7 separate regions of the Homo sapiens genome follow, and all the other regions are linked to region 1. Evidence: read pairs that join two places in POLR2A ChIA-PET (ENCODE). Cell type or tissue: CD4-positive, alpha-beta T cell. All regions are shown on one strand.

Evidence for each region. Peaks named below come from ENCODE experiments on the same cell type or tissue, not always from the same donor. Only the 100,000 strongest peaks of a DNase experiment are listed, where the experiment ranks them.
Region 2: POLR2A ChIA-PET joins it to region 1 with 10 read pairs; 7 of 35 experiments call an interaction of 5 or more read pairs at or near these places.
Region 3: POLR2A ChIA-PET joins it to region 1 with 31 read pairs; 7 of 35 experiments call an interaction of 5 or more read pairs at or near these places.
Region 4: POLR2A ChIA-PET joins it to region 1 with 23 read pairs; 7 of 35 experiments call an interaction of 5 or more read pairs at or near these places.
Region 5: POLR2A ChIA-PET joins it to region 1 with 10 read pairs; 6 of 35 experiments call an interaction of 5 or more read pairs at or near these places.
Region 6: POLR2A ChIA-PET joins it to region 1 with 14 read pairs; 7 of 35 experiments call an interaction of 5 or more read pairs at or near these places.
Region 7: POLR2A ChIA-PET joins it to region 1 with 56 read pairs; 7 of 35 experiments call an interaction of 5 or more read pairs at or near these places.

The regions. Positions count from the first base shown.
Region 1 is chr7:142,793,980-142,797,979 of GRCh38, forward strand. It overlaps LOC124901762 (a long non-coding RNA gene), which reads right to left and starts at 2,712. Exons shown (of 2, transcript XR_007060565.1): 1 at 2,629-2,712; 2 at 2,003-2,271. It also overlaps TRB, TRBD2, TRBJ2-1, TRBJ2-2, the pseudogene TRBJ2-2P and TRBJ2-3, and 4 more genes. In CD4-positive, alpha-beta T cell, no CTCF peak of the experiment used is centred here; DNase peaks (open chromatin) are centred at 1,702, 2,772, 3,192 and 3,492; H3K4me3 peaks cover 3,763 bases; H3K27ac peaks cover 3,857 bases.
Region 2 is chr7:142,585,417-142,589,416 of GRCh38, forward strand. It overlaps TRB and TRBV14. Among named protein-coding and RNA genes, the nearest start is that of MIR11400, 110 kb to the left of the region's middle. In CD4-positive, alpha-beta T cell, CTCF peaks have their summits at 2,331 (motif pointing left) and 2,533; a DNase peak (open chromatin) is centred at 2,365; H3K4me3 peaks cover 523 bases.
Region 3 is chr7:142,305,791-142,309,790 of GRCh38, forward strand. It overlaps TRB and TRBV3-1. Among named protein-coding and RNA genes, the nearest start is that of PRSS58, 50 kb to the left of the region's middle. In CD4-positive, alpha-beta T cell, no CTCF peak of the experiment used is centred here; a DNase peak (open chromatin) is centred at 1,901; H3K4me3 peaks cover 1,284 bases.
Region 4 is chr7:142,389,517-142,393,516 of GRCh38, forward strand. It overlaps TRB, the pseudogene TRBV5-3 and TRBV9. Among named protein-coding and RNA genes, the nearest start is that of MIR11400, 83 kb to the right of the region's middle. In CD4-positive, alpha-beta T cell, no CTCF peak of the experiment used is centred here; a DNase peak (open chromatin) is centred at 1,865; H3K4me3 peaks cover 770 bases.
Region 5 is chr7:142,458,020-142,462,019 of GRCh38, forward strand. LOC107986855 (a long non-coding RNA gene) reads right to left here. Exons shown (of 2, transcript XR_001745394.2): 2 at 3,074-3,973. It also overlaps TRB. Among named protein-coding and RNA genes, the nearest start is that of MIR11400, 15 kb to the right of the region's middle. In CD4-positive, alpha-beta T cell, a CTCF peak has its summit at 1,640 (motif pointing right); a DNase peak (open chromatin) is centred at 1,662; H3K4me3 peaks cover 167 bases.
Region 6 is chr7:142,321,717-142,325,716 of GRCh38, forward strand. It overlaps TRB. Among named protein-coding and RNA genes, the nearest start is that of PRSS58, 66 kb to the left of the region's middle. In CD4-positive, alpha-beta T cell, a CTCF peak has its summit at 2,115 (motif pointing right); a DNase peak (open chromatin) is centred at 2,125.
Region 7 is chr7:142,299,223-142,303,222 of GRCh38, forward strand. It overlaps TRB, the pseudogene TRBV1 and TRBV2. Among named protein-coding and RNA genes, the nearest start is that of PRSS58, 43 kb to the left of the region's middle. In CD4-positive, alpha-beta T cell, CTCF peaks have their summits at 2,985 and 3,197; DNase peaks (open chromatin) are centred at 1,639 and 2,919; H3K4me3 peaks cover 2,068 bases.

The sequences.
Region 1 (4,000 bases):
GAATCAGCCCCATTCCTACTTCTAGAATTCCTTCAAAAGCTCCTTCTGTTGTCTCACTGTCACCATGGTGATGGAGTCCCAAATCCCAAAGGTGGCACAGAAGACCGGATGATTATCCTTGTCTCCTTCCACACTCTCCTCACTTCTCTCATCCCTGAAGCCCCTGAGCTGCTTCTTTCAGGCCGCTTTGCACATGCTCTTCCTCCTGGGGTGACAAAGTACTCTTCTCCCCATGATAACTCCTGCTTAGACTTAAAGATTTAGCTCCAATGTCTTCCCCTCCAAAAAGCTTTCTCTGGCCCTTTCTTGCCTCTTCCTTACCTCTTCCTCCCTTGAGGCTGGATTAAATACACCTTTATTTTGCTATCACAGTGCCTTGTGCATAACCTTCTTTGTGATACATCACACTTGCTGGAAACTACCTCTTTATTTGTCTGACACCCCCAGGGACTATGAACTCCTTGTTAACAAGGATACATTTTAAGATAGTATCCCAGGGCTATAGTATAGTAACCTCAGTTTAGTGTAGACACCACATAGGTATGTATGAATAAATAAATGAATAAATGAGTGAACCCAAACTGACCCAATCCAGGAGCAATCATCACCGTAAGTCCTGCCTGAAATAGCCATTACCCTTCCATTTATAGGACTACACCACACAGTCTTCCCTCTTTATTGCAACACATACATGCATTCAAAGATGCGTGTGTGCATGTATGCACACGCGTGTATATGTTTATATTTACACACATGTACACACATCCACTCATTAAACACATATCCCTGTGATGTGTTGTTATCAACTTCCAAGAAAATTAAGATACCCAAATTACAGTCCCCAAGAAGCGTATCTGTTCACAGAGCAACTCAATCATGAACAGAAAGAGCCAAACGCAAGTCCATGCTTTGAAAGAGCAACATGAACTGCTTACTAAAATGCAGTCAGAGAGTGGCCCTCAATTTCTCACTGGGATAATCAGTAAAGAGTCTGAGAAGGTGGCAATCTCTTCAAAGGAAGAATTGGTCTCAGTTGTTCACTCTAGAGAATGGCCATGCTGGTCAGAGGCATGAACAAAAGCCCTAATGACATGGCTAGGTACCTCTGGGTAGGCCCGTTTAGCTGGTTGCAAGGTTCAGAAATGGGAGTGCTCAAAATTAGCGCTGGAAAGGCAGGTTGGTGCATGCCACTCTGGGAATAAACTTACCTCCATGCAACCAGCATGGAGCCTGCACATGGTGGATGTTCACTAAACACCTGTGGAGTAAATGAAGAATATGGAGTTCAGACATCGTTCAGGAAGCAACTGAACAAAGGGAAATTATAGAGGTTTCTGGATTGTTTGTCCTCCTGTCATAAGGTGCCATCAACTGCTCTGTGGATTTTCCTATGAGCTGCCTGCCACCCCTCGCTCCTCCCACCCACTTCACTATAAATGCCAGTCTGAGCAGGTGGGCACAGTGAGCCCCACCAGGGAGACCCAGTGACATAGATGGTCTGCTCAGGGTGATGCATGTTCCAAGGAGGGACCTCTCTGCCCCCCACCATTACCATCACTGTGACTTTCCCCAAGCCCTTCCCATTTTAATTCACTGCCTTTGTCTTTTCCAAGCCCCACACAGTCAGACTAACCTCTGCCACCTGCGCTTCCTGCCGCTGCCCAGTGGTTGGGGGAGGGGGACTAGCAGGGAGGAAACATTTTTGTATCATGGTGTAACATTGTGGGGACTAGCGGGAGGGCACGATGATTCAGGTAGAGGAGGTGCTTTTACAAAAAACCCTGATGCAGTAAGCATCCCCACCCAGCTCAGGGAATGCAGCTACCAGGTGGGAAGAGTTCTCTGGGGCTGGTCCCAGCTGTGGTCTTGCAGGGTCCCCCAACCCAGCGAGCACCTGTCCATCTCCCTGTCCAGACTCGGCTTCCAAGGAATAAGAAGGCCAAGACAGCAAAGTGGGATTATCACTCAGCACTTTTAATAAAACTTGTTCTTGACAAAGTACTTGCACATGCATTATTTATTAAGAACTGATGAAAACCCTGAGGGAAAGATATTGTCCCATCTTTCCAATGAGGAAACTGAGATCAGAGGTTACAGGTCATATAACTAGGAAACGGCAAGGTCTAGCCTGCAATATCGCCCAGCTCCAGCCGTTCCAGTACCACCAATGCCCCTTCAGATTTCAAATCCACTGTGTTGTCCCCCAGCCAAGTGGATTCTCCTCTGCAAATTGGTGGTGGCCTCATGCAAGATCCAGGTTACCGTGTCCAGCTAACTCGAGACAGGAAAAGATAGGCTCAGGAAAGAGAGGAAGGGTGTGCCCTCTGTCTGTGCTAAGGGAGGTGGGGAAGGAGAAGGAATTCTGGGCAGCCCCTTCCCACTGTGCTCCTACAATGAGCAGTTCTTCGGGCCAGGGACACGGCTCACCGTGCTAGGTAAGAAGGGGGCTCCAGGTGGGAGAGAGGGTGAGCAGCCCAGCCTGCACGACCCCAGAACCCTGTTCTTAGGGGAGTGGACACTGGGCAATCCAGGGCCCTCCTCGAGGGAAGCGGGGTTTGCGCCAGGGTCCCCAGGGCTGTGCGAACACCGGGGAGCTGTTTTTTGGAGAAGGCTCTAGGCTGACCGTACTGGGTAAGGAGGCGGTTGGGGCTCCGGAGAGCTCCGAGAGGGCGGGATGGGCAGAGGTAAGCAGCTGCCCCACTCTGAGAGGGGCTGTGCTGAGAGGCGCTGCTGGGCGTCTGGGCGGAGGACTCCTGGTTCTGGGTGCTGGGAGAGCGATGGGGCTCTCAGCGGTGGGAAGGACCCGAGCTGAGTCTGGGACAGCAGAGCGGGCAGCACCGGTTTTTGTCCTGGGCCTCCAGGCTGTGAGCACAGATACGCAGTATTTTGGCCCAGGCACCCGGCTGACAGTGCTCGGTAAGCGGGGGCTCCCGCTGAAGCCCCGGAACTGGGGAGGGGGCGCCCCGGGACGCCGGGGGCGTCGCAGGGCCAGTTTCTGTGCCGCGTCTCGGGGCTGTGAGCCAAAAACATTCAGTACTTCGGCGCCGGGACCCGGCTCTCAGTGCTGGGTAAGCTGGGGCCGCCGGGGGACCGGGGACGAGACTGCGCTCGGGTTTTTGTGCGGGGCTCGGGGGCCGTGACCAAGAGACCCAGTACTTCGGGCCAGGCACGCGGCTCCTGGTGCTCGGTGAGCGCGGGCTGCTGGGGCGCGGGCGCGGGCGGCTTGGGTCTGGTTTTTGCGGGGAGTCCCCGGGCTGTGCTCTGGGGCCAACGTCCTGACTTTCGGGGCCGGCAGCAGGCTGACCGTGCTGGGTGAGTTTTCGCGGGACCACCCGGGCGGCGGGATTCAGGTGGAAGGCGGCGGCTGCTTCGCGGCACCCGGTCCGGCCCTGTGCTGGGAGACCTGGGCTGGGTCCCCAGGGTGGGCAGGAGCTCGGGGAGCCTTAGAGGTTTGCATGCGGGGGTGCACCTCCGTGCTCCTACGAGCAGTACTTCGGGCCGGGCACCAGGCTCACGGTCACAGGTGAGATTCGGGCGTCTCCCCACCTTCCAGCCCCTCGGTCCCCGGAGTCGGAGGGTGGACCGGAGCTGGAGGAGCTGGGTGTCCGGGGTCAGCTCTGCAAGGTCACCTCCCCGCTCCTGGGGAAAGACTGGGGAAGAGGGAGGGGGTGGGGAGGTGCTCAGAGTCCGGAAAGCTGAGCAGAGGGCGAGGCCACTTTTAATCTTTTTTCTGGGGTGTTTAGAGAGAAGGTGAACGATGGAGGAGAGGATTTGTTAGGACTCTGGGAGAGGCGAGACTGGAGAGGACGAAGGGAAATCCTGGTTTGGGGAATGGGTAGGAGTGGGGGTAACTGCTATTCGTAGGCAAAAAGAGCTGAGCAGGCTGGGAACAGCGCGGGTGGGCAAGGGTCAGCACTGCGGGCAGGCGGGTGGGTGTTAGGGGGCAGAAATCCTGCAGCCGAGGGTGCAGTAGAACACAGAAGAAAAAGCCTGCCAAACA
Region 2 (4,000 bases), 210 kb before region 1:
TCACCTGAGTCCCTATCAAGCCAATTTGTGAAGCTGCTGTTAGTTGTCCTTACTCCCCAGTCTTGGAGCTCTCAGTTAGACCTAGAATCAACCTCTTCTTCCTCTTGACCTCTGCTTCACTGCATCCTAAACGTGGTGAGGTGGAGGGGTGGTGAGGGAGGCTGAGCAGAAGCCCATCATTCAGAAGCCCATCACTAGAGCTTCTCTGATGATTCTCTGAGACAGGGGCTCCCTCTGTAGTCTCCTTTGTGCACAATCCCAAGCACGCTGGGCCACACAGACTCCACCAAAGCTAGTTTTGTGAGGAGGCAAATATTGAGGCTCCATTGTGAAGAGAATGTCCATGTCAGATTTAAGTACAAAAGATTAAAGTTGATGCATTACTATTGCAGGAAAATGATACCTGTGAGAATTTCCAAAAGCCAGATTTTGTATTGTGTGGCTGGCTGAGTAATACCCCTCCCCACAAAGACATTCACATCCTAATCCCTGGGATCTGCCTCTGTTACCTTAGATGGTGAGAGTAGACTTTACAGATGTGATGAAGTTAAGGATCTGGAGATAAGGAGATTATTTTGGATTAGCCTGGTGGCCCTCAATGCAATTACATGTGTCCTTATAAGAGATAGCCAGGGGGAGATCAGACACAAATGGAGAAGAGAAGGCAATGTGACCACAGGAGAAGAGATTAGAGTGAGGTGAACACAAGCCAAGGAGTGAGGCAGCCACTAGAAACAGAGGCAAGGAACGAATCCTCTCCTATAGCCTCCAGGGGGAATACGGTCCTGATGACACCTGGATTTTGGTCCATTGATACTGATTTTGGACTTTTCCAGAACTGTGAGAATAAATCTCTGTCATTGTAAACCAGCAACTTTGTGGTAATTTTTATAGCAGCCACTCAAAATTAACACACTCCAATATGTCCAGTTAACCTGAGACTAGGCCAAGAAACTCATGTTCTTATAATATTTTCTGCAAACCTTGCTGTCATGTTTTTATCTGACACCCATCTCAAACTATAATGAAAGAAAATAATTTTGAGACTTCAATGTCCCCCTGTCTGGGGTGTGCCTTCCATAGTTCATTGGAAAAGTCTAGTCTCCTTTCAAGATTTTATTCCAGCAGTACCTCCTCTTGAAAGAATTTAAGGCATTGTTTTATGTTCTCAGTGCACATACTAAAAAGAAAAAGACAAAGACTCATGTCTACTTGATGTTTACATTTTTGCGGGGAGGGAGAGACAGAGATAAACAAATAAGTAAGGCATATAGTGTATTAGCAGGTGATACCTGCAATGCAGAAAAGAAAAGGCAGACTAAGGTGAGGGAGACCAGGACTGTCAGAGTAAGGAGCGTTGAAATGACAATACATTGTTCAGAGTAGGGCCCAATGAGGAAGTGACCTTTGAGCAAAGATTTCAAGGAGATGAAGGAAAGAGACATGTAGGTATCTGGGGGAAAAGAATTCCAGGCAGAGGGAGGAGCCAGTACAAATACCCTAAAAAAATATTTTAGGACCAATGAGGAGGCCCATATGACTGAAAAATTAAGGAAGGGAGTGGTAGGCTTTATTTCCAAGCGGTAATGGGGCAGGATGGATCATTTAAGACCTTGATGGCCTTAAGTGCTTTGTTGTTTTGTTTTCTTATTCCAAATAAAACTGGGAGCTAGTAGATGATTTGGAGATGAGTGACATGATCTAGCATGTTCTAGAGGGCTGAGTTTGAGAGCTAGTTCAGAAGTAGGTGAAAGCAGGGAGATCAGTTAGGAATCTATTGCAGTAATCCAGGAAAAAGATGATGGTGGCCTTGTCCTGAGGGTTAGCAAAGAAGGTGATGAAAAAATGGATGGATTCTGAGTGTATTTTCATGATAGAGCCAGTTGAATTTCCTAATGGATTGGCTATAGGGTGGGATAGAAAAAGAGGATTTGGGAACCACTCTAAGGTTTTCAGCTGGAAGGCTGTTGGTGGAGTAAAGTTGAGGATAATCTTTCATGTTTAGAGCATGCTGTTTGAGAGTGGTGGGGGGAAAATGTTGATTGGAGTGCATTAGAGAGATAATGGGAAAAGAGAATTTGGAGGTAAGTATTGATCATTAGCAATAGCAACAATAGCTACCGTAGATTAAAATGCCCCACAGTCTATGGGGATGTGATACATGAGGGAAGACAGGGCCAGATGGGATGAGGTAGGATCCAGACATCAGACTCAGGAGCTACGAGTGGTATATATAAGGTTAACACCTAGTCAAATGCATAAACAGGTTGATTTTAATTGATGTCAGTTTTTCTCCATTGCCCCCTCTAGAGGCAATCTTCTTCAGAGAACCCTGGCTAGGTCTTCTATGTTTCATGTCCGTAGAGGGAGCTCCTGAGACTGTGGACATTGGCTAATATGCTGATGTCACTGGAGGCCACATCTTACAGGGCCAAGAGACAGATTTGCTTTCCTTTTTCTCATGCTTGTAAGCTCCTTCATCTGGAAATGTGATTTACCTGGGTCCTGCCATGGTTTCCAGGCTTCTCAGTTTAGTGTCCCTTTGTCTCCTGGGAGCAAGTGAGTCTTCAGGTACTTAAATATCTGTGCTGTACCCTATCCCAGTCTATTCATGTCATGTATTCTGTTTTTGTCTCTTCCCACAGAGCACATAGAAGCTGGAGTTACTCAGTTCCCCAGCCACAGCGTAATAGAGAAGGGCCAGACTGTGACTCTGAGATGTGACCCAATTTCTGGACATGATAATCTTTATTGGTATCGACGTGTTATGGGAAAAGAAATAAAATTTCTGTTACATTTTGTGAAAGAGTCTAAACAGGATGAGTCCGGTATGCCCAACAATCGATTCTTAGCTGAAAGGACTGGAGGGACGTATTCTACTCTGAAGGTGCAGCCTGCAGAACTGGAGGATTCTGGAGTTTATTTCTGTGCCAGCAGCCAAGACACAGTGCTTCACAGTCGTGCCCTTGCTGTGCAAAACCATAGCCTTCTCCTCTCAACTCACAGCTGCCCAAAAGGAAGGCTTTCCCTGTGCCTTCTCCCCCAAGGGAGGGGAGATAAAGAACCAGAATTAACTCATGAAATACAAGAGTATTCCAAGAAGATTTGGGTGAAAATACTTGTGGTTTGGGGGATCTCTGAAGTTTTTTAAACAGAACTCAAACTATGTGTTTCTCATATTTATTTTTATTTTTTAAAGTGTATGTTGCCCTGGTTATAAAGCAGACTTCTTGCCTATCTTGCTGCTCTGAAAGGTTTGTGACTCTGACTGTGAGGCCACATCTTTATATCCCTTCTTATAGTAAGAGAAACAAGTCTTTCTGATGAAAATAAAAATAGTGAATAAAAATGCATTTACTACTGGCTTTTAGGATGCTCAATGATGATGCTAGCAATGGTGGTAGTGGTGACGTTGGTAATGGTGGTGATGAGTTTAGGTTGCTTTTGTCTAGCATTTATAAATTTCCAACCACTTTAAAACAATCTCATTTTAGAGTGGAATAGCTAAGTCCATTATCAGAGGTTAATGCTAATTTTCTGTTCACATAGGGTCTGAGTTTTTAATGTAAAAAATATAGTTAGCACTATAAATAGATATCTGTCAGCCGATACAGAACATTTTTTAAGATCACTTCCAGTTGCTGCAATAGGAATATGTATTCCTATTTTTTTTCTTTTTTCTTTTTCTTTTTTTGAGACGAAGTCTTGCTCTGTCGCCCAGGCTGGAGTGCAGTGGCAAAATCTCAGCTCACTGCAACTTCTGCCTCCTGGGTTTAAGCGATTCTCCTGCCTCAGCCTACCAAGTAGCTGGGATTACAGGTGCCTGCCACCATGCCTGGCTATTTGTTGTATTTTTAGTAGAGACGGGATTTCACCATGTTGGCCAGGCTGGTCTTGAACTCCTGACCTCAAGTGATCTGCCTGCCTCAGCCTCCCAAAGTGCTGGGTTTACAGGTGTGAGCTACTGTGCCCGGCCTTTTTTTCTTTTTGAGACAGGGTT
Region 3 (4,000 bases), 490 kb before region 1:
AAAAAGAAGAGGCAGAGATGGAGAGTTTGGTTCTAGAAGGGTGGAAGGTTTTGCTTATAAACATATCAACACACTTGCTTTTCCCGCCAAGATGCAAACTTTGGGGAATTGCTCAAATATAAGATGGGGTTTAAATATTGGACAGCCAAAAATATGACCCATGTTCAAAATATGCATCCTGGTATCATTCAGTTCGACGTGTTCTAGTTCTTCTGCAGCTTTCTGTCTCATTCCTTTTGCCCCTACAACTCTCCACCTTTTTGTGGATTAAGTTATCTCCATGATAAAATTATTATGTTGTCTTCCCTCTTTGACTTTCTTGTCGGCAGCCTGGCTCTTCCCAGGGATCCCAGCGTCTATCCTCTCTCCTTTCTGTAGCTTTTTTCCGCTTCTCCAGTATGGCGGGCCCTGTCAGAAAATACGTACATAATCAATTTATTTGTCCTTCTTATCCTTTGGACAATTCTTTTGTTTGTTTGTTTGTTTGTTTTTGGTTGAGACCAAGTCTCGCTCTGTAGTCCAGGCTGGAGTGCAGAGGCAGGATCTCGGCTCACTGCAAGCTCCGCCTCCCGGCTTCAGGCCTGCCTCCGCCTTCCTAGTAGCTGGGACTACAGGCGCCCGCTCCACGCCCAGCTAATTTTTTTTTTTTTTGTATTTTTAGTAGAGACGGGTTTCCCCGTTTTAGCCAGGATGGTCTCGATCTCCTGACCTCGTGATCCGCCCACCTTGGCCTCCCAAAGTGTTGGGTTTACAGGCGTGAGCCACTGCACCCGGTCTAGACAATTCTTGATGGACAATCAAACACTTTTGCTTTTCATATCTCCTGTAAAACACAAAACAAAACAACAACCAGAACTAACATTGCCTCATATGAGGCGAGTTTCTTTCTATCAGTTTCATTCCAGTGCCTCTCCCAGACGCTGTCCGTCTGATTTGGTAAAAAGTCTTGCGTAAAATAGTGAAATACATATTTATTTAAAGTCTACTCTTTAAGAATGGTTACATCTTTACATAGTTATGATCATCACCATTGAATGTAGCCTCTTGTCATTTCACTATCTTCCCTCCCCACCCGTTCCTTCTTTGAAAAGGTTCCCATGTCAGCTGTGTGGTGCAATGTGGTAGGTACTGAATAAGACCCACAACTACGGGGGTACCTGGTTATGTTCACAGAATTGTAGAGCTAGACAGAGTGTTGAAAATTATTTATTTCTGCCCATTGTTTCATAGATCAGGAAATGGGATGCTTTAAAAAAAGTATTTAAATGTAAATAGTAACTATTTTGCTGGCCTCCATGTAATATGTATTTCATATTCTTAGTCTACAAGTAATGTGTGAATGTGTTTTTGCTCCTATTGGATTATAAGCATCATGAGAGTGAGAATATTGTTTACTCATGCTTTGCACTAAGTAGCCATTCAGTGACTATAAACAAATAAAGCATGCTTGAAGTTCCAAGAAGGATGGTGGTCATTTTTCTTTTGTTTAGTTCAAGTTCTGTGTTTAGTAAATCACAAATGAACCATCAAGGTCTGTCTTTGCAGGGGATTCACCAGTAGATGACAACACTACCAAAGTGTGTGTGTGTGTGTGTGTGTGTGTGTGTGTGATACCTTTCTGGCAGTGCTGGTCTCTGCTTTTCCTCCTGGAGGTTCCTGCCCTGGGGCCATTGACTGAGGCACTGAGGTCTGAGTGCTGGACCTTGCTGACCAGAGCAGGAGGAGCTGCAGCCCTGCCACACCCCCGAGGTTGGGTGGTTGATGGCTGGCAGAGGAGAGGAGTACCATGGGCAAGAATAAAGGGGACTGTGGTCCTCAACATTAGATAATTCACAAAACGCGAAGGCATTTTCTGTCGTCACATTGCCATCAGGTGGGTAGGGCCCAAGGATGCCGCCAAGCATCCTCCCTACACAGGACAGCTCCCCACAACAAACAATCACCTGATCCAACATGGCAGTAGTGCTGAAATTGAGAAACCCCGCAATAAGCTTCGGTTGTAAACTTTGTACCAAGAAGGAGAATTCTCTGCAGACAACTCAAGGGGCAATACCGTCAACTACTTTTGTTTTCTCTGACTGCCGCGTTGTTGACCTTCATCGCCATTCTTTCCCAGCACATGGTGTCTGCATATTTTCCAGCAGCCTCCTGTTTCCTCATAAATCTGCCCCTTGGACAGATAAGAACATCACAGGGAGCAGGGCTGCAGTTCACTCCCAATAATAACGCCTCAGCAGGGTTTGCTCTGCAGTAGCATCACAGTCATGTGGAGTAGGTGGCTATGGCTGGTATTCAGGTGAAATCTCAGGCCAATCTCTCCTGAATCAAGGGGACCACTGATCATTAATGAGACCTTCAAGTGAGCAAAGATTCAAGAGAGCAAATTAATGTCCTGCGCTATTGTGAAGGGACGCAAAGGATCCAGAGAGGAAACCAGCTGACTCTGAGAGAAGGGCCTGAAAAGGAGAGGAAGGGAGGAGGTGGTCAGATCCCCGGGAAGGAGCAGGGAGGGAGGGGGCTGCTGGCCCAGGAATGACTGTCAGAGACACATCCTGGAGGTCACAATTCCACCCTCTCAATTATTCCCAGAAATTCCAAAAACTCCTTTAAAGGAGCAAGTGCAGGGCATGAAAGGGAGGAGCCATGCTAGAGGAGACCCTGGGAATGGGGGAATGATTACAGGCTGTGACCTCACTGGCGCAGCACCTCTCAGCGGCAGTGGAAACCACAGCCTAGTCCTCTCACCACTGCAGACCAGAATCCTGCCCTGGGCCTTGCCTGGTCTGCCTCACTCTGCCATGGGCTGCAGGCTCCTCTGCTGTGTGGTCTTCTGCCTCCTCCAAGCAGGTGAGTCCCGGGCCCAGGTGACATGATCCTATTGGAGTCCCTAAGCCTTTTCACCATGACAACAACAGCAGGCCGTCTCCTAGGATTTGCCTGAATTCTGCTTCTTTCCTTTGCAGGTCCCTTGGACACAGCTGTTTCCCAGACTCCAAAATACCTGGTCACACAGATGGGAAACGACAAGTCCATTAAATGTGAACAAAATCTGGGCCATGATACTATGTATTGGTATAAACAGGACTCTAAGAAATTTCTGAAGATAATGTTTAGCTACAATAATAAGGAGCTCATTATAAATGAAACAGTTCCAAATCGCTTCTCACCTAAATCTCCAGACAAAGCTCACTTAAATCTTCACATCAATTCCCTGGAGCTTGGTGACTCTGCTGTGTATTTCTGTGCCAGCAGCCAAGACACAGCCCTGCAAAGTCACTGCATCCCTGTGCACAAACCTCCCGGCTCAGCCAGGAAGCTGCAGGGCAGCGTGTGCACCTGCACCCAGGGCTCCAGTCTCCATTCCCTGATGGCCTCTGATGGAGTTTCAGTCTGTAGTACAGCCAGCTAGTGCACCCAGTGGAGAAGTCCTCCATCTTATGCACACAAAAGTCTCACAGAATTGTTTATCAGCTAGAGCAGGGCTTCACAACAAAGCCACTAAAGTATTAGGGCTCCACAAACAAAAAAGAGCCTGTCCTATGCACTGATGATCTTAACTGATGGGGGAAGCTCTTTCTTTTCTTTCTGTGTGGCACATATTGGTACGTATTTTATATAACATTATGAAAAAAACACGATTGCTGAAAATGGTTGATGAGCACAAGCATAAAGGAGGGGGAAGGAAATATTTCCAAGATCAAGAGACAATTCTGATGATCAGTGAGTACTTTATTCAACAGAAAAATATTTGGAGAGGCATGAAATTCCATGGCAATAGGTAAACTGGAAAGTGTTGAGGAGATGCCGGTGGAGGTAGCCTTGTGCGTTGTGGGCTCCTTCTCTTCAAGAAGGGTGACCAGCAAGTGTCTCTCCCAATTCTGATGAATATCATCTTGAACTGTCCTCAAGAGCAGGCAATAGCCAGATGACTGGGGATATTGGGAGACCTGAAAGGACTTTGGACACAAATCTCTAGGCAGTGGTGAGCCATTGGTCCTAC
Region 4 (4,000 bases), 400 kb before region 1:
TATCTTTGAATATGCTAATGAGTTAAGGAGATCAGAAGGAAACTTCCCTAATCGATTCTCAGGGCGCCAGTTCCATGACTATTGCTCTGAGATGAATGTGAGTGCCTTGGAGCTGGGGGACTCGGCCCTGTATCTCTGTGCCAGAAGCTTGGCACAGCCCTGCAGAGTCACTGGAACTCTGTGCACTAATCTCTCTGCTTCCGTGTACAGCAGTCTCAGACCAGACAGCTGTGAGTACCTGGGGCCTTCAGGGGGAAAGATAAACAATTTCAGGACTCTGAACAAGGCTGGCGGAAACAAGGCCAGGAGGATATGCTCAGAGGATGGTGCTGCTTCAGGAGGTTCACGGCAAAATTACTTTCTTTGTCGGATGCTGTACACTATAGTGATAGAGTAGCTGGCACTCTCCTTTTTAGAAAAAGAAATTCATTTTGGTGTCAGGATTGTTCGACAGATGTGTAGTATAGAAGGTAAAATCTCAAGGGTTTGCTTTATATAATTAAGGGAGAAGAAATTGAGATTTGGTTTGGAGAAACTTGAGGAGAGAGAACATGATTAAAGATTATTAAATAAATAGAAGTAGAGCTACCAGATGATAAAAAATTGTGTTCTCTGCAACATAACCTGTCAAAGTTTTCAATTGCTAGAAAATACGCAGCAAGGCCTTGTAGCAACTGGCATCACCCCGAGGCCACTCTATGATGGTCATCACCACGTAGCCAGTTGCCCTGTGGGAGGGCCCTGGAGCTGGTTCCAATGTCTTCCTTCTGGACTTATATCTCAATTCTCAAAACAGAGGAATTCATTTCACTGCTGATGGTAAACAGATAAAGGCTCTCCCATTTCCCCAAAGATACATTCTGCTTCCCTTGTATCTCTTTCTGACACTTACCGCCCAGATCCATTACCTTCTGTGATCAAACACCTCTTTGAATATTTCCTAAAACTCTGCAGCCTTTACATTCTCTGCATTTGTGCTCAGTATTTCCATGGCCTGGAAGGACCTTCTGTCTCCCAAGAAACAGCCAGACCCTGCTTATCGGTCAAGGATGGGCTCACACCTGCTTCCTCTTTGCTTCTTACCATGACATTCCCCAGCATTGTACTATACCACCATCTTTATTATTTTCATAGGAAAAGCCAAGTATTAATTAAATATATAATGAATATTATTTGATGTTGTGAAATCTATGTTAATTCCTGCTTATATAGAGTTCTGGAATATTATTACTTTTATTCATGTGAGGGATATTATTAACCACTAACTATTTCCTGGTTAGAGATCAAAGTCACTTCTGTGTAATGATAGCAAATGTGAGAACCAGCTGAATCTGTTTGAATTACAGCTGGCAGTATTATTCATTTCAAAATTTTTATAATTTAGAAGTAAATTTTTAAAATCTAGAAATCCTTTTGTGAAATGCACTGTCTAAAATTTAGTAATAATGAACCTAAATACAAAATATGAAAACATATGGGTGTAATTAACTGGGATTAGCTGTGGAATATAGGGTTTCCAGGCTGGGTTTCCTTGATAGCATCACACTGTTTAATTGTATGGCCTTTATAATTCTGGCTGGTCTCTACCATCTTAACATATTATTTGCAATTATGTAACAATTGTTTATTTTGTAATCAAAATGTTGGTTCATGTGTCCTTTGACTCCATTGGCTAAGGGTAGATTTGAAAATCAACCCTAAATTGACTCTTCTGGGAAAGCATGGACGGGGTGTGTAAGAGGGTGGGGGTGGCAGGAGTGGGGGCATCTCTCTTTCTGATTTGGACAATTTGAGCATATCACGTCAGAGGGTATGAATCCATGAGACTGTAGACTGTTGGCCACTTGGAGGCGCTGTGGCTCCACAGTGCTGCAGAGAACTCAGCGGAGGGGTGGGAGAGTGGCCAAGAGAGGAGGACTGAAGGGGATGCCCTGGCTGCCTGCTGGCATCAGTAGGGTGGATGGAATTCCCTGAGTGGGGCCTGGCCATGTAGAGTTAAGCACAGACTATCATTGCCTTGAAAGAGTTGGGGTGCCAGAGGCCTCAGTTTGCATCAAGGAGGGAGTGTCTCTGCTGCTGCACGGGCAGTGGAGGGTGAAGGGGCTGGGGTGGCAAGGGCTGGGGAATCAGTGTCAGGGCAGGGACAGGGCGGGCAGAGGAAAGTAAGGTGTGATGTGGGTATGTTGGTACTGTGTTCAGTCCTCCTCACCTTTAGCTTCTGGCCTGTGCAAGACAGGAATAGTACATGGAGTAGCAGAACCTGAGGCCTGCCAAAGAGTACAGTGGGCTGGAGTGGCCTGCAGGGGAAAGTATGTCAGTGTGGTGACATCACAGGTCAATGCTCCTATCAGGAAGAAGGGAGCTTAGGAACTTCAGAATGCTTACTACAGAGACACCAGCCCCAAGCTAGGAGATCCTGCCATGGGCTTCAGGCTCCTCTGCTGTGTGGCCTTTTGTCTCCTGGGAGCAGGTGAGTCCTGGGCACAGCTTGAAAGTCTCCGATCTTCATTTCTTGTCCCTGAAATGCATGTGGGCCAACGATGGCTTCAGCAGGAGGCTTTCTTCTGTGCCTTATGGTTAACTTTTGTCTTCTGACACACAGGCCCAGTGGATTCTGGAGTCACACAAACCCCAAAGCACCTGATCACAGCAACTGGACAGCGAGTGACGCTGAGATGCTCCCCTAGGTCTGGAGACCTCTCTGTGTACTGGTACCAACAGAGCCTGGACCAGGGCCTCCAGTTCCTCATTCACTATTATAATGGAGAAGAGAGAGCAAAAGGAAACATTCTTGAACGATTCTCCGCACAACAGTTCCCTGACTTGCACTCTGAACTAAACCTGAGCTCTCTGGAGCTGGGGGACTCAGCTTTGTATTTCTGTGCCAGCAGCGTAGCACAGCCCTGCATGAGCATCAGCCTTCTGTGCAATAACATTCCTGCCCCACTCAGGAAGTGACGGTGAGGGGAGGGCTGCCAGCCAGAGGGGCTCAGGCCCTGGAGAGTGGACAGGCCTTTCCCAGGCACTCTCTGGTGCTTCTGTATGTGATCTGGTTTACTGCTCACTGAAGCTGTGTAAGCGAAATATTATTTTACCTGTTTATATATCTGAGGGACAGCAGATGTCCTGGGGCTCATATTTAGTAGCTAGCTGAAGTCTATTGTTTCAACACCTCTGCACTGTCCCTCCTCACTCCGGAGATCTGTCCTTTTACCTGGTGTCCCCTTTTTGTGTCCCCAAGAGCAGGATGCTAAGGTCATATATGAAACTGTGATCATGATAACTTGTTCCCTGACAAGTCCAATGGACACATGATTTCCAGGCAAAACATATCCATCTATTCTTTATTGTGATTTAAAAAAAAAAGAAAGAAAAGAAAGGTGCAGTTTTCTGCTCTGTAGCCCTCCTATGGGCAAGGCCAGGTCATCTCTTTTATGGAGACTGTATGAGGAGGGAGCTTTCCTAGGTTCACAGCAAATAGCAGGAAACGTTTTTTATGGGGCGTGTAGTCTTCCTGTGGCGGATGCAATCTGCCATCAGTGAAAGGACATGAAAAATTGTTATTCATTAGTTAATATTTTTTATTCTTTTTTTTTTTTGAGATAGAGTTTCACTCTTGTTGCCCAGGCTGGAGTGCAGTGGTGCTATCTTGGCTCACTGCAACCTCCACCTCTTGGGTTCAAGCAATTCTCCTGCCTTAGCCTCCCGGGTGGCCTCCACCACACCTGGCCAGTTTTGTGTTTTTAGTAGAGGTGGGGTTTCTCTTTGGTGGCCAGGCTGGTCTCAAACTCCCAATCTCAGGTGATCACCTGCCTTGGCTTCCCAACGTGCTGGGATTATAGAGCCATTGCACTAGGCCAATTTTTTATTCTTTATCAATAAATCTTTTGGGGCATCCTACTTTGTACAAGGGATTATATCACATGAAATATACAATGAAAAAAGATAATTGGAAAAAAGGGAAATTTTTTAAAAATGAAGAAAAGGGTGTTTCTTGCAT
Region 5 (4,000 bases), 340 kb before region 1:
GAGACTAAGCACCTCCACACCAGTCAGGAATGACTCTGCTTTTACTTTAGGCTGAGAGGTCAGAAGGGTCAGAATACTGAGGGTCAGAGGCCCTCAGTATTCTCCTTTCCAAGACGGAGTATGGCCACTCTCCATCTCAGTCCCTGGAAGGTGTCCGGAGCTCCCTGAGAATCCCTGCTCTGGGGCAGAATCACCAAGGCTCATCCTCGCCAGCTCCCCACAGGCTCCAGCAGGGCTTTCCTGCCAGGTGCAGGGCACAGGAATGGTTCTATCTGTCTCTTGGTTAGAGGGAGGCTATGCAATGATGTTTGTATAAGAGGGACTGGGATTCTGGGTCTCCATTAAAGTATTTGATAATATTTTCTTTGTTTTTTGTTTTATTTTGCCATCTCACCACTTAGGAGAGCAATCCCTTGGTAGTTATATTGTTTTTGCACTTGGTAAGGTTTTTGTGGTTAAGTCACATTAAGAAATTGTGCCTTTTTTTCCTGTTCAGCTGTAACCCAAGGCAGTGAAAGAAACAGCAATAATTTTGAAAGCAGTTACTTATGCATCCTATGATAAAGGTGTTAAGTTCCATTGCCCACATCTAACTTTCAGTCTAGTGGAAATGAAAAGGCACAGTTAGGGGGCATGTGAGCCTGCCATGAGAGAGGTCAATGCCAATTGAGAAGTCTGTGCCAATCCCCAGTACTGTGGGATTGAAGGGGAGGGAGAGATGACCTCTCCTTCAGACCATACTCAACAAGGAGGGAGAGGGAGTTCATCCATGGGAACCTGCGGAGCAGCAAATCCCAGGGGCATCTAACTCAGGGTGCAGGAGCAAATCATTGGAAATGAAAATGGTCCACTTCAGCTGTCACAGGAGACAGGAGAAAGAAAAGTCATACATTCCACAGTCCCCTGGCTGATTTTCTTCCTTATGATAGTATTTTGCACCAGCGTGTCCTCATCTCCCGCTGCTCCTCTGCCTCTTTCATAATCATCTCTTCCCTCTTTGCTGCTCAGATCAGTGGATGTGCATTGTACAAGCTGATCATTTCCTGTAGCAGCACCTTTGCTGGTCTTACTTATGTTCATCCTTATTTTGTGCATTAGGTATTGCTCCCTCCACCATTGCTTATTTCCTTGTAAGAGGTCTCCTTTATATATTTCAATTTTACTTTTTATTAATAGACATTTTTAACTTCATCTTTTGCTTATCTATGCTTTTGGGGTAACACTGTCATTTTTGGAGGGCATTTTTGTTTATCCTTAGTCATTCAGATTAAATAATCTCTTTATACCTCAACGTCTGTGTTTTCTTACTATTTAAAACCAAATATTGTTTCCTTTCATTCCTCTCCTTCTGTTCCTCTTTCTTTAGATGGTAGTTTTAAGGGAGAAAAAGTTAGACTATAACTGGAGCTATGTGATAAGAGTTATTCAGAATGAGGGTGGGATATTAAGATTGGTAACTCAAAGCAATAGTCAGGGTTAGAAGTAGTGTTGGGATGAGGGTTTAGGGAAGCTGCTCATAAAACCTGCGGGATGGCACTTCTGGAATATTCTGGCAGCTCGCTCTGTAGACATTTCTCAGCAGTCCTTGGGCCATTGCAGAAGAAACAATGATGAAACTTCACTTATTGGCCACAAGATGGCACTGTGGTCCACTGGGAACTAAAGTACTCTGGGCAGTCTGGGAGAGCAGCCTAGGAGGGAAAGGGTTAAGAAAAATTCGGGCTTGGATCCCATATTATGCAGATGTTGCAGCAGTTTTCAGTTATTGCTAGGCTACCTACAGCTATGCAAGAGGCGGGAAGTCCCTCTAATCTTTAATGACATCTACAGTTGAAGAATGTTGGCTGGGCAGCTTTGGTGTCAGAGCAGGTGCAGACAGAGGAGCAACTGCCTCAGAGGAAAAGGCGAAAGAAAGGGGCCGGCTGTGCCCTGAGTCCAGTCCATCTCTGCTGCACTTCATCTTCCCTGCATGTCTCTCCAGGCAACAGCTTTAACCTCCTTGAGTGATCAGGGATTCTACAAGTTTATAAGTCGTACTGATAACATCACCTTGGCTTAGATTCCATTGGATACCAAGCACGTGTTCTCTGGAGGGCCAAAAATATTGACAACAATTTCTAAAACACCTAAGTAAACAAACTACAGAAGGAAAATATTAGTAGATGCACCAAACAGTGCCGTTAGACCTGAAGATAATCAACGAGTAGAATTATCAAAAGGAGACTATAAATAAGTCTCTACTAAGTATTTGTGGGCATCGAGCAGTGTTTGAGTCCTCTCAGGGTAGATTAAGGAAGGAATTCAGCTATTATCTTGACTTTGGCTTGGATGAAAATCCATGACCTCCTCAATTGATTTTCTTGTAAAATATTACAGAATAATATTGAGCAAACATTTTATTTTTCTCCAGCCTGTATCCCTCCTTAGCACTAACAGGTAAAGCGAATACCTAGAGGCAAGGTTTCTTTAGTTGGGATCCATTAACTGCAGGACTGGGAGGTCCATAGCTAGGCTTCACAGGGAGTGCAAACCCCACGTGCAGGGAACCCCGTGTGTCTGTGCTGTGCCCAACTCCCCTCTGTGAGGCTGCCAAAGGGGGACTGCCGGGTCTCCCAGGACCCCACTCACAAAGAGGGAGAAAGCTGCTTGCTGGGCAAAAAAATCAATTCACCAATTGGCCAATCTGTTGAAAGCCAGAAAGAAAAGAAACGTTCAATTGTGAGACTGATGAATGCCCAATTTCCCAAGTTATAAAATGTATAGCAGCTCATGGTTCTCAGAATGATTTCAACAGTATATGAAGATATTTTTAGAAAGTTTTTGTTTTTCTAAAGCATTCCTTGATATTGATCCTCACTTGTTTTTCAGCCCACTCATCCGTTGAGCTTAATTTGATGCCAAATTTCAATGTTGCCTATTTCAGTCACTGACCACTTCTCACATTCTCCATATCTTACACAGATACGTGTGTTCCTGTCTTTTCTTCTTTTTGTGTGATGCATTTTTAAATTGGGCTGTACAGAATACAAGCATACATTTGTAAATGACTGCCATCTTTTATGCAGTTTAGCTGTTTAATTTTTAGTAACACTTTTTATTAAGGTATAATTGAGAGTAAAACACAAGTATTAATACAAAAACATCCTGGTACATTTTGACAATTGCATACACCAGTGCAACAGTAACTGAAATGATTATAAAAAAAATTTCCATCACTCAAGAAAGTGTCCTCATGCTCCTTTCCAATCAATTTCTATCCCAGAGATAAAAACTTTTCTGTTTTTATCACCATTGACTAGCTTTGTCTATTCTTCAGCTTCATATAAATGGAATCATATTTTATTAGTTATTTTTCTCCAAAATTAGTATTTCTGAAGTGTATTCATATTGTTGTATCAGTAGGTCATTCTTTCTTATGACTAATATTCCATTGCATAAATATACCACAAATTTTTTGTGCATTCTCTTGTTGATGGATATCCATGTTATTCCTGTCTTCAACTATTATGAATAAAGTTGTTGTGAACATTCTTGTGGAAATCTTTCTTTTGGACATATGCATTCTTTTTTCTTCTTTTAAAACCTACACTTAAGAGTGGAAATACTGACTCATAGTGTAGATGTGTGTGCTATGCTTGCGTGTCCCCACAAAAGCTCATGTTGAAATTTGTCAGTGGAATGGTATTGGGAGGTGGGACAGCTATGACTAGGTCATAAGGGATCTGCCCTCAGAAAGAAATCAATGCCCTTATTGGGCGAGTGACTTAGTTTTCCTGGGAATGGTCTTCCAATAAAAAGGATGAATTCAGCTGTTTTCTCTGTCTTAAGTGCTTGCTTCCCCTTCCTTCTGCCTTGGATAACAGCAGGAGGACCTCACCAGCTGTGGCCCTTTGATCCTGGACTTCCCAGTCTCCACATCTATAAGCCAAATAAACCTCTTGTCTTTATACATTGCCCAGTCCGTGGTATTTCTCTATAGCAGTAGGAAAGAAATTGAAAG
Region 6 (4,000 bases), 470 kb before region 1:
AAGGCCAAGAGAGCCTGCTCAGAGGATGGTGCTGCTTCCGTAGGTTGACTGCAGCATTACCTTCTTTGCCGACACTGTGAACTACAGGAGTAGAGGAAATGTGTGTAATTTAACAGCTGGCGCACTCTTTCTCAGGACAAGAGATTTAATTTTGTGGTCAAGATTGTTGATAACAGTGTAGTGTAGAAGGGAGAATCACAGGGTTTGCTTTATACAACTTGGGGAGAAGAAATTGAGGTTTTGGGAAAGTCAAGGAGAGAGAAAACGAAAGATGATTGAAAACAGAGATAGAGCAGAAGGTGATGAAAAGTGGTGTTCTGTGCACCATGAACTCTCTTTCCCCCACCCGAAAGTTTTCAACACCTAGAAAAAAATAAGGAAAGGTCTTATAGCCACCGGAATCACCTGGTAGCCGGTCCCAGTCGGAGGCATCACCAAATTGCCGCTTGGCCATTGTGAGAGCCCTGGAGTTGCTTCTGCTGTCTTCCTTCTTCCAGCCCTGATCTTGACTCCTCAGGCCACAGTCAGGTACTTCCCAAAACACAGAGGAAGGTAAAGTCACCCTTCTTCCTAAAGGGGCAAATACTTTCCAGTTTCCCCCCAAATAAATTCTGCAACCCTGGGATTCCTTTCTGACACTCACCTCCCAAATCCAATTACCTTCTATGACCAAATGCTCTTTGAACATTTTCTAAAACTCAGCAGTCTCTACATCCTCTGCGTTTGTCCTTACAGTTTCCATGGCCTGGGAGGACCTTTGTTCTCCTAAGACGGGGCCACATACTGATCATCTGTCAAGGACAGGCTCACACCTGCCTTCCTCTTCACTTCTTACTGTGACATTCCCTGGGACTGTACTGTATCACTCTCTTTCCTTTATTTTAAAGCCAAGCATACAATTGATACTCTTTGATGTTTGCAAAACTAATAAGTTATTGCCCTCTCATACAGAATCCTGGAGTGTGATTAATTACTGTCTTCTCTTTACAAGGGACTCTACATGAAATATCATGGAGAATGATTATGAATAGTCTTAGTATTTCATGTAACTTCTGTAATATTCCTAGCAATTGTGTCTTCACAGTCAGGATTGATGACCAGTGCTGTCAAGTTCCCAAAGGGTATCTAATGCTGGAATTTGCAAATGTTCTTTTGGAGTGAAGAAAATTATGTTATTTAGGCTGACTGAAGAATCACTAAAGAAAGAAAATTATGGTACAGTAATATTTATAAAGACTCATAATCCTGTAAAAAACTTCCTCACCATAACCACACTTTCCACAGCCACATTTTTAGAGATTTGGTGAGGGTGGAATATAGTCAAAGGTGCTTCTTAATCATCCTTGATGAAATCAACCAAAATCAACCTACAACATTGAAAAAAAAAACTAGCTTTGCTCAGTAATGGAATCTTATCATCCTTGACAATGAAAAGATATTATGTGTTTGTGAGTGTGAATGTGTGTGTGTGTTTTCTTGTGGATACTCACTCACATAGAAGTTTCTCCCCTGGTGGCATTTTATGAGGTGCTGGATCACTGGCAGAGCTCCTAGGCACTTCTAGGTAAGGATAGAAAATAGCAGACCTAACGGAATCTGCCTAAGTTATAGCTGATAAGATAGTTTATTTCAAGATTTTATACATTCAGAAATAAATTTGTAAAATCAAAAAATCCTTTTTATAAAATGTGCTAGCTAAAATTTGTGAATAATTAAACTAAATGCAATGTGTGAAAAGATATGAGTCTGACTAATCAAAGGGAGCTCTGCAATGTAGTATTTTCAGCCCAGATTGGCTTGATATTGTCACACTTTCATCCTGTGGCCTGTATAATTCTGGCTCCTTTCTTCCATCTTAGGATGCTCATTGCAATAATGTAACAGCAATTTCTTGTGCAATCAAGATGTGTCCTTTTGTCTCCACTGGTCAAGGGTGAGTTTGAAGTTCCACCCTAAATCAACCCTTCCGGGAAAGCAATAGACAGGGTGTGTGAAAGAATGGGGGCTGCAGGGGTTGGAGTGGGGGCAACCGTGTTCCTGACTTGGACTATCCTGAGCTCATCAGGTCAGAAGGTGTGAATCCATGGGACTGTGGAATGTTGGCCACTTGGGGGCGCCGTGGCCCCACTATGCTGCAGGGAACCCTGGGGAGGGGTAGGAGGGTGGCCAGGAAGGGAGGGCGGAAGGGAATGCCTGGCTGCCTGCTGACATCAGGAGATTAGGTGGAAATTAGAGTAGGTCCTGGCCTGGGACTGCCCAGGGAAAGGTAGGGCCAGGGTTGGCACCAAGCAGGGAGTGTTTCTGCCTCTGCATGGGCAGAGGAGGGTGTAGGGGCTGGGGTGGCAAGGGCTGGGAATCAGTGTCAGGACAGGGATAGGGTGGGCAGAGGAAAGTGAGGTGTGATGTGGGCATGCGGGGACTGTGACCAGCCACCTCCCCTTTAGTTGAGGGGCTGTGCGGGACAGGAAGGCTGCATGGAGCTGCTGAGCCTGAGTCTTTCAATGGGTGAACAAGGCAGGAGTGGCCTGCAGAAAGAGTACCTGGAAAAGGACTGTACCCGAAGGAATTGGGTGACACTTTCTTAGCTCCACTCAGGGAGTGACCCTGAGGAGGGTGCTGCCAGCCAGAGGGGCTCAGGTCCTGGTGAGCTGACAGGCTTTTCCTCCAGACACTTCCTGTTGTTTCTGTATGTGATCTGGTTTTATGCTCACTGAAATCATGTAAGGTAGGTATGATTTCACCTGTTTATACATCTGAAGGAAAGCAGCTGTTCCGGGTCTCATATTAAGTAATTGGCTGAGGTGTTTTCCTCCAACATCTCTGCACCAGCCCCGTCCCCCGACTCTATATCTGTCCCTTCATCTGGCTTCCCCTTTCCAGGTCCAATTAGCAGGAGCACAAGGTCATGCCTCATATGTGACCATTGTAACCTCTTCCCTGACAAGTCCAAGGAACACGTGACTTCCAGGCCAAGCATATCCATTCACCTTTCACTGAAGCAAAACAGAAGGATGAAATTATCTGCACTGTACACTTCCTGTAACTGATATAATCTACCTTGAGGAAAAGTAACAAGAAAAATTGTTATTCATTAGTTATTATTTTATTTAATATATGTTTGGAGATCCTTTCTTTGTATAGATATTTTATGACATAAAAAGCAAAATAAAAAAGAACAAATGAAAATAAAAAAGAAAAGCTTGAAAGAATAATAAGTGTTTCTTACTTTTTAGAGTATTAAGGTTTGCATTAATTTTTTTAACTTATTCAAAGACGTTTGCTCAGTTTCTGAATTATACAGATTTCCTTTTTTTCTTCTCTTTTTCTCTTTAGCCACCTACAGCTTTTTCTGCCAGCTTTTTTAGTTTAATAACCTAAGGCTATCTTTTAAACAGATTTTTAAATGTACAATATAGTATCGTAATCTACAGACACAAGGTTGGACAGCAGATCTCTAAAGCTTCCTGATTCTTCTTTACTGAAATTTTGTAGCCACTGGTGGCAGCTGCCCATTTCCCCCTCTTCCTAGCCCTTGGAAATCACCATTTTCATCTTCACTTACATCAGTTTGACTTTTAGGTTGCCTCATATAAGCACAATCATGTAGTATTTGTCTTTCTGTGCCTGACTTTTTCAACTCAGCATAATGTCCTCCAGGTTTAGCCACATTGTCATGTATGGCCAGAATTTCTTCTTTTTAATACTTAATGATATTCCATTGTATGCATACACCACATTTAAGGTCTGAATATTAAATGTATAGTATCTTATTGTTTCTGCGAAACCATCTGTCACAGGAGTGGCAGGGTCATTTGCAGAACAGTAAGCACTGAGTATATGAATGCACATTCATTCGAAGTTCAATTCTGCTTCATAGAGAAGACTTCAAAAAAATAATAATTTCACTATTTATTGTTATTTTACTATACACAAATAGAATTTCTTTTTTCTTTTTTTTTTTTTTTGATACAGAGTCTCGCTTTGTCGCCTGGGCTGGAAT
Region 7 (4,000 bases), 490 kb before region 1:
GGAGTAAAAGGACAATGAAACGTGAGCATCTGGGACATGATTCTATGTATTGGTACAGACAGAAAGCTAAGAAATCCCTGGAGTTCATGTTTTACTACAACTGTAAGGAATTCATTGAAAACAAGACTGTGCCAAATCACTTCACACCTGAATGCCCTGACAGCTCTCGCTTATACCTTCATGTGGTCGCACTGCAGCAAGAAGACTCAGCTGCGTATCTCTGCACCAGCAGCCAAGACACAGCCCTGCAGAGTCACCGCCTCCCTGTGCACAAACCTCCTGGATCTAATCAGAAAACCGTGGGGGCAACGCATCCAGCTGAGCCTCAGCACTCGGTTCAGCATTCTGTAAGACCTCAGCAGACATCTCAGATCATAATACTGTCATTTATTGGATGTGGCAATGCTAAATTGCCCAGACTCCTGCAGCCTGTGGCCTGAGTTTGTCTTGAATGAGACTGTGCCTGAACTTGAATGTAGGACAGATGCCGTCAAGTTTAAGTTTTTCCAAGTATCTTTCAGTCGGTTTGTGCCTCTGGGAAATGTTGTGTGAGGTATTTAACACTCTGGCCTCACCAATCCACCTTCCAATATGGACTGTTTTTTGACTTTTCTTTTGACTCAAGTTAGACCCTGGATCTCAGCCCTCATCCCAGCTCCAAATATGTATGGTCAGACCTTTTCTTTTCTTTTCCTTTCTTTTTTTTTTTTTTCTTTTCTTTCCCTCCCTTCCTCCCTCCCTCCCTCCTTTCTTTCTCTCTCTCTCTCTCTCTTTCTTTCTTTCTTTCTTTCTTTCTTTGTTTCTTTGTTTCTTTCTTTCCTTCTTTCTTTTTTGAGACAGAGTCTCACTGTCTGGAGTGCAGTGGCGCGATCTTGGCTCACTTCCACCTCCATCTTCCAGATTCAAGCGATTCTCCTGCCTCAGCCTCCCGGGTAGCTGGAACTACAGGCGCCCAGCACCACGACTGGCTAATTTTTGTATTTTTAGTAGAGACAGGGTTTCACCATGTTGGCCAGGATGGTCTCAATCTCTTAACTTCTTGATTTGCCCCCCTCGGGCTCCCAAAGTGCTGGGATTACAGGCGTGAGCCACCGCGCCCGGCAGGTCCTTTTCTTTTTCTTTCTTTCTTTTTTTTTTGAAAAACTAAAGAATACCCAATCCCCTCCTCAGGTGGCTCTATCACTGCCTCACCCTGAGGACAGTATTTCCCCATGGGGTTTGGATCACTGTTCTCTAGTTCCCTCTCCCTGGGGCATGTGCAGAGTTTCAACTTCTTGTTGGCTGCTCTCTTCCACTCAGGATTTAAAACATTCACACTTGATTCTTTTTCCTTCTATCTCTGTAATCCTAATACCAAGTTTTCTTGGCATTCATTATCAGCCGTGGAATCTGTTGTACCTGAATTGTTACTCACAGCAGGTAATAAGAGAACAAGACCTCCTGGAATTTCTGAGCCAGACTTTGTACTCAGGGTTACCTTGCTGACCCCCATATTTTCCAGCATTGCTCTTATTAATTAATGGCCCTCAGTCCTGCACACACCATCAGATCCCAGGGGCTGAGCACAGCCCTGCATTGTCAGGTTCTGCAACAACACAAAGGCTCCCTCCTCTCTCCTATAGAGGGCGCTCCAGGGATGGTGGGTGTTGCCAGAGACACCAGTAATTCTGCCAGACCTTGCCTGTGGGGCCATGGGAGCTCAAAATGCCCCTCCTTTCCTCCACAGGACCAGATGCCTGAGCTAGGAAAGGCCTCATTCCTGCTGTGATCCTGCCATGGATACCTGGCTCGTATGCTGGGCAATTTTTAGTCTCTTGAAAGCAGGTCGATGCTTAGACTCTAGGAAATTCTTGCTTTGAACTTACCTAAGACAATTCTAAACCATTCTCTTAATCTTCTTCTTTTCTCACAGGACTCACAGAACCTGAAGTCACCCAGACTCCCAGCCATCAGGTCACACAGATGGGACAGGAAGTGATCTTGCGCTGTGTCCCCATCTCTAATCACTTATACTTCTATTGGTACAGACAAATCTTGGGGCAGAAAGTCGAGTTTCTGGTTTCCTTTTATAATAATGAAATCTCAGAGAAGTCTGAAATATTCGATGATCAATTCTCAGTTGAAAGGCCTGATGGATCAAATTTCACTCTGAAGATCCGGTCCACAAAGCTGGAGGACTCAGCCATGTACTTCTGTGCCAGCAGTGAAGCCACAGCCTTGCAAAGACAACTCCAGCCTGTGCAAAATCCCTCACAGAGCTGCCTCCCTCCCAGCCGCCAGCTCCCACTTCCTGCCTAAGAAAAGGAAGTCTCTGGTTGGGTTTGTTCTTGCAGCTGTCTCCAAATAGACAGATATCTGAAATTAAATTACCAAAGGTATCTTGGGCAGAAATGACCAGACACTGTAGGATTTGAAGAATGTTTACAGATACTACAGAGTGTGAGTGTGATGGTGGGCTCTGAATATGAGAGAATTGTACACAACCAAGTAACTTATATCTTCTCCTCATTCCCATTTGGCCATCTTTATTAGAATTGTTTTGTTTTAGTTGCTTAGGAAAACATATTTTAACTTCTAGGGTGGCGAGATGATTCCTGAGTGGGAGTTCAGGTATTTCCATGAGAATATAGAGGGTGCTCACAGAAATCTTCAGAAGAAGGGGCTTGGTACAAAGAACTCAATTATCAATGACTCTTGCTCAGCATGTGGTCAAGAGCAGAACTATCTGATGACCCTGTGAACCTGGTGTGATGCATTTGGGCTAATGATGCTAGCTCACAAAATAACAAGTTAAGAGAGTAGAAAACATGGAGTCTAATATTTCACACCATTTCAAGGTCAACAGAGTTCTAGACCAGCATGAGAATCGCCAGAATAAAGCAAGGCAGTGCAGGAACAGAATTCAGCAGCAAAAGTCAAGAGACACCTAGAGGCAGAGGCAGGAATGAATTTGTCACTTTCAACTTAACCTGAAGCAGCCAGATTAACTTCTTGAGTTTCATTTAAGAAATTATTCCTCTTTTAAACATACCTATTGAAGTCTAAATTTTAGGTATTTTATATATTTCAGTTCTGGAATTTCCATTTAAATCTTGCTACAATTTCCAGTTGTTTGCTAAAATTGCATATTTTGTCATTTACTTTGTTGACTATATTAACATCTGTCATTTTAAAGCCACTTTTTGATAACTTTAACATCTGAATCTGTTTGGGTCTATTTCTTTTGTCTGTTTTCTCTGTTCAGTTTCTGGGCACGTGATTTTGTTTTCTCATACAACTAGTAATTTACTTGAATGCCGGATATTGTATATAAAAACTATAGAGATAATTTGAGGCTCTGAATGATTTCATCTTCCTCAAATGATTCACTTTTGCTTCTGCTGGGATTGTAGCAGGGGCGGATCACCTTAATTGAGCTGATGAATGAGCTGGATCAGACCTGAGCTTCAGCCTGCATGATGGCTGCTCGCCTTTGCTCTTAGCCATGTAAGTTCCAACTAGATGTCTGAAGTTTAACAGCTAAATCAAATTGTAAATTACATAACATAATATTTGCCCATTGCAAGCATGCAATTCAATGAATTTTGATAAATTTGTGGAGTTGTGCAACAATCACCATGATCCAGCTCTAAAACATTTCATCTTTCCCCACCCGGAAAGTTCCTTCATGCTCATTTTCAGTCAATCCCTGCTTCTACCCCCAGCACCAAGGACTGGGGTCTTTGCCAGGCTCCTCTCCTATTCAGTAGTCACTGAACGTAAATGTTCTCCAGACCAGAAAGGTGGTGGATGCTCCTCAAAGCCTGCTACACTCTCAGTCTTCCCTTTTCTTCTCAGCTACTTAGCCAACGATATAAAACTGGCAAATGACTTAAGGCGAAAGTGGTCTGTTAGATCTCTCCTTTCTCGTTGAGATCCCAATCCCTTAAGTTCTTACTGCCTCAGTAGCTCCAAGTGCCTTCAAACGTTTATTTTTATATTTTGTTAAGTTTTTCTAGTT